Regions from separate parts of the Homo sapiens genome. Here region 1 is linked to region 2. A link is an interaction called in ENCODE POLR2A ChIA-PET data of the cell type or tissue named here. Cell type or tissue: endothelial cell of umbilical vein. All regions are shown on one strand. Region 1 overlaps SHE (Src homology 2 domain containing E). Region 2 overlaps TPM3 (tropomyosin 3).

Region 1 (2,500 bases), 310 kb before region 2:
GAGGAGACAGTGAGGCAGCACCACCGGCAGAAGAGCTGGACCCAGAAGATCCTGAAGCCAGCCCTCTCGGACCACAGTGAGGGAGAGAAAGTGGACCCGGGCCTGCCCCTGGAGAAGCAGCCGTGAGTCTCCTCCTCAGATCCTTGTAACAGACAACAGCTGGGAGCTTACAGCTTTGTATCAGGGAGCACATTGGCCCATTTCACATGATTATTTTTGTTAATGAACACTTGCCTGGATGGGGTTTTTAATGAAAACCCATCTTCAAAGCCCAGTGCATTGTGCAAAATGGAAAGTGCACTGCATCTCAACAAGCTCATTGTAAGTCTTATTCTTCTGTAGAGAGTGAAAACTGTTCAAATGACACTAGCGCCGTTAACTCACTCTTGTATGATTGATAGGCTTTGTGATCTGGGATCACCCAGATCTGCATTTTGTCTGTTCTGAATGTGAAGCAGGATCTAGTTCAGGCTGTTGCGTCTCTGCCAGAAGTTCATTTCAAACAACGCTTTATGGAGCAATGCCCAGTCTGGATTTGTATTTTGACACTCATGGTGCTTTCCCCTCTTCCACCCCCATTTTTCAGCTGGTATCATGGTGCCATCAGCCGTGCTGAGGCTGAGAGTCGACTACAGCCCTGCAAAGAAGCTGGTTACCTGGTTCGAAATAGTGAGTCAGGGAACAGCAGGTACTCCATTGCCCTAAAGTAAGTAAGCCCCATGGCTTTCCTCATCTCCAAGGGGAAGGAACACTGTGTGACAGTCTTCTAGTCAAAAAAAACATACTGTGAAGGTGTTTCACAGGGGTGTGCATTGCAGAAAATAAGAGGCATTTGTTTGGACAATGGAACATGAGACACTTGGATGAGAATGCAAAATTGGTATTGGGTAAATGCCTCCATTATCTATTATGATAATGAAGGTCTTATTGCATTATCTTTGTGCATTAGTCAATGTCTACCTTACATTACCTAATCTGGAGTAGGCCCTCTCAGTAGAGAAATAATTCCTGATGAAAAGAATTATTTCTAACAGGGTAGTACAGTCATTCTTCTTTTATTCCCTAGTATTGGGGACTTTAATAAATCAAGATCCCCCTGATTGTCAAAATGCCAACTGCAATTTTGACACCAGTTTCTTCTGGTGAAGAAGGAAATGCTGACTTGCCTGTTGCTCCCTCTGTCTGATTGTACACAGAAAATTCACTTTTGCCTGGTAGGCCTGGTGGAGTGTGTATCATGGAAATTCTCACTGCTCCGTGAGTTCAGTGTCCCTGTATTGGAGGATCATTGTCAAGAGCCCTAACAGCATTTCCTTCCTGAGGAAGCTGAGCCCCTGCAGCTGAAACAATCAGGCTGGAGGAGAACAGAGTCGGGCGGGGGAGTTGAGCAATATGGCTCAGAAAATGGGATAGGCCACCAGATATACAATACCAGGAATAGCTCGACTGTGTTCCTGAAATTGGTGCTTGTGGATTAAATCTTTGAGCTTTTGGTGCCAGCTTTCATTTTATACAACCAGGAATGGTCTTTCCAGATGCGAGGGGAGGAAATGGTTTTTATTATTATTATTTATGTGTTCTTTTTGGAAAAAAAGAAGAAGAACCCTTACTTACGTCCTTTTAGCTGTGGTGAGGAGGATGAGTTTTTTTGGGGTTTCTTTTCTTTTTCTTTTTTTTTTTTTTTGAGATGGAGTCTCACTCTGTTGCCTAGGCTAGAGTTCAGTGGCATAATCTCGGCTCACTACAACCTTCGCCTCCTGGGTTCAAGTGATTCTCCTGCCTCAGCCTCCCAAGTAGCTGGGATTACAGGTGCCTGCCACCATGCCCGGCTAATTTTTTTGTATTTTTTAGTAGAGATGGGGTTTTACCATGTTGGCCAGGCTGGTCTTGAACTCCTGACCTCAAGTGATCCGCCCACTTCGGCCTCCCACAGTGCTGGGATACAGGCGTGAGCCACCGTGCCCAGCCGAGGATGAGTTTCTACCTCACCTTAGTAGCCTCGTGCTTGGGCGTAAGCACTGGTTTTGCAATTTGAGAGCTAGAAGGGACTTGGCATTCTTTTTAATTGTTTTCTTTGTTCCACTACCTGATGACTCATATGTGATAAGGATAAACCACTCAAGGATTACATGCGTTTAGACTGTGAAATTTCTGAGAGTACCACTAGAGTGTGGAATGCATTTCTGTGTGTGTAGAACCATTACGGGATGGATGAGAACCTATCAACCTAGTGTGAATCTGGCTGCAATTGTTTTCAGTGGGGAGGGATCCTCTGCCCACTCATTCATGTCTCCTCCTTGATTTTCATTCCAGGACTAGTCAAGGATGTGTCCACATCATAGTGGCTCAGACCAAAGACAACAAATACACACTGAATCAGACAAGCGCTGTGTTTGACAGCATCCCTGAAGTGGTACACTATTATTCCAATGAAAAGTTGCCTTTCAAAGGGGCAGAACACATGACTTTACTCTACCCAGTGCACAGCAAGCTTCACTAA
Region 2 (2,500 bases):
GCCAGTCCTGATGGTTAAAAAGGAGTCTTTTGGTCTATATTCTTCCTCATCGGAGCTAGTGGCCCAGGCTGTTTCTATAGCTGCACCAACTCCTGCCTGCCAGGAAGAAATCAGGGTAATAGAATTCAGGCACAATCTGGGCTATAGAAGAGAGATCGTGTTTACCAGGCACTTGGATAAGCATCTGAACTGGGTGGTGTGCGGGGCATATTAAATTCTTGTATACTGTTGCAGTCAGGGTACCTCCCACCAGTAAAGGTAGCGGGGAGGCAGTCATGGAAAGAGGTTTTCCTACCATTAGAATTTATCCATCCACCTGCAGGCTGCCTCCTTCTTTCCTTGTTTCTTAGAGAAAACCCATCCAGGATGGGTTTACTTGGACTCTAACCTATATACTTCATTGTGAGATGGAGGCCAGGGGGAAGATTGTCGCTGTATTAGAGGGTGAAGCTAAGGGGATGGCTGGAGGAATAGAAAGGAGAAAATTCAGAAATTTGGAGGAATGGTAGTGGGTGTGGTGGAAATGTTCTTTCTTTTTTGTAAAGCTATCAAAGCAGATAATTTTAGCCAGAAGCAGCTCCTTGTAGCCAACTTAAAAAAGGAGTACGGGGGCACAAGTTGAAGGGCTGGTGAGTAGGCATCCCAACAATATTCCATTCTTTTGCTTTCCAGTCTGGAAGGCTATTCTGGAAGACATTCCCTTGGCTAGTTATTCTTCTGATGTGTTAGGGTAAAGTGATCATAGGAATAACGGTTTGAGTTAAGCAGCAATTAATAGGTAATCCAGGATTCCCTCTTTTTTTTTTTTTTTTTTTGAAATGGAGTTTCACCGTGTTGCCCAGGCTGGAGTGTAGTGGCGCAATCTCAGCTCAGTACAACCTCTGCCTCCCGGGTTCAAGGGATTCTTCTGCCTCAGCCTCCCGAGTAGCTGGGACTAGAGGTACGCGCCACCACACCTGGCTAATTTTTGTATTTTTTATTAGAGTCAGGGTTTCACCATATTGGCCAGGCTGGTCTCAAATTCCTGACCTCATGATCCACCCGCCCCAGCCTCCCAGAATACTGGGATTACAGGCATGAGCCACCACACCCAGTCAGGATACCCTCTTTAAGAAACCTTGCTTTTTTTTTTTTTTTTTTCCTGCTTTATGAGACACTTGAAAGGTTACTGAGGATGAGACATGCCTCCAAGCCAGAGCTCAGGCAGAAGGAACCCTTCATTGACTTTCTTTTCTGACTCCAGTGTGTTGAGGAATTTGAACTGAGTCCAGGAAGTGGGTGGTACTAACTCACTGGGCTGGGCAAGGAACTGAGTTTTAAAACACTCTTCCTGTGGAACATATGGGAGTTCGTTGATGGGAAAGGGAGGAAATATATATATATAAAGTTATGTCTGCTAGATCTTTTAACAGCTGAGCTAAGACAAGTTCTACCCTGCGAGACTCTGGCTTTTTCATGGTAGTCAACCCTGATCTTAATGTCATAGTTATTTCTTCTTTTCTCCATGCCTCTGCTTCCCTTGTCCATTCTTTCCTTCAAATGCAGGCTGAGGCTGAGGTGGCCTCCTTGAACCGTAGGATCCAGCTGGTTGAAGAAGAGCTGGACCGTGCTCAGGAGCGCCTGGCCACTGCCCTGCAAAAGCTGGAAGAAGCTGAAAAAGCTGCTGATGAGAGTGAGAGGTGTGTAGGGAAGCCTGATGGAGTGTGGATTTTAAAAGTTCATAATAGTTCTGATCAAGATTTCCTTATAGACCTGTTTTCTAAATAGCAATTCTGGCTGCGTGTGATGGCTCACGCCTGTAATCCCAGCACTTTGGGACGCTGAGGCAGGAGGGTGGCTCAAGCCCAGGAAGTTGGGGCTACAGTGAGCTCTGATTGCGCCACTGCACTCCTGGGTGACAGAGAAAGACCCTGTGTCAATCAGTCAATAAAAATAAAATACTAACTCCATCACACAGGATCTCCTTTCTATTCTGCATATTCTGTCCCCTTGAAGACAGTAAGGGTAACTTAGATGTTGTGACCCTTTTGTAATTGGTATTTCCTTACAAATTGGCCTAATGATCCTTAAAATGGGATCACCAGTATGACTTCTACTTTCTGGATCATAAGCTTCTATTTGTGAGATTAATTTCTCTAAAACAGAGGTTCTCTAAGTAAGGTCTCAGACCAGCAGCATCAGCAATACTTGGGAACTTGGTAAAAATTCACATTCTCAGCTCCTATGCTGATCTGCTGAATCAGAAACTTTGGATGTGGGGCCTGGCAATCTGTTTTTAGTAAGCCTTCTCAACGCTGGTTGCATTATTAGAATCATAGGTAGGGGTGAGGGGGGAAATCACTGGGGAATTTAAAACTGGATGCTTAGATCTCATCCCAGTTCCATTAGAATCAGTTGCAAGAGGGGTCTGGGCATTGATGTTTTTAAAGTTCTCCAGCTAATTTTTTTTTTTTTTTTTTTTTTGAGACAGAGTCTCGCTCTATAGCCCAGGCTGGAGTGC

The links. ChIA-PET counts read pairs that join two places held together with the same protein. Peaks named below come from ENCODE experiments on the same cell type or tissue, not always from the same donor. Only the 100,000 strongest peaks of a DNase experiment are listed, where the experiment ranks them.
Region 1: POLR2A ChIA-PET joins it to region 2 with 5 read pairs; 2 of 35 experiments call an interaction of 5 or more read pairs at or near these places.

Annotation. Positions count from the first base shown.
Region 1 is chr1:154,484,149-154,486,648 of GRCh38, reverse strand. It overlaps SHE (Src homology 2 domain containing E), which reads left to right. Exons shown (of 6, transcript NM_001010846.3): 4 at 1-122; 5 at 587-706; 6 at 2,314-2,500. The coding sequence ends at 2,500. Among named protein-coding and RNA genes, the nearest start is that of TDRD10, 17 kb to the left of the region's middle. In endothelial cell of umbilical vein, a CTCF peak has its summit at 2,159; DNase peaks (open chromatin) are centred at 1,278 and 2,088; H3K27ac peaks cover 2,500 bases.
Region 2 is chr1:154,175,294-154,177,793 of GRCh38, reverse strand. It overlaps TPM3 (tropomyosin 3), which reads left to right. Exons shown (of 10, transcript NM_152263.4): 3 at 1,546-1,679. Among named protein-coding and RNA genes, the nearest start is that of TPM3, 16 kb to the left of the region's middle. In endothelial cell of umbilical vein, no CTCF peak of the experiment used is centred here; a DNase peak (open chromatin) is centred at 1,273.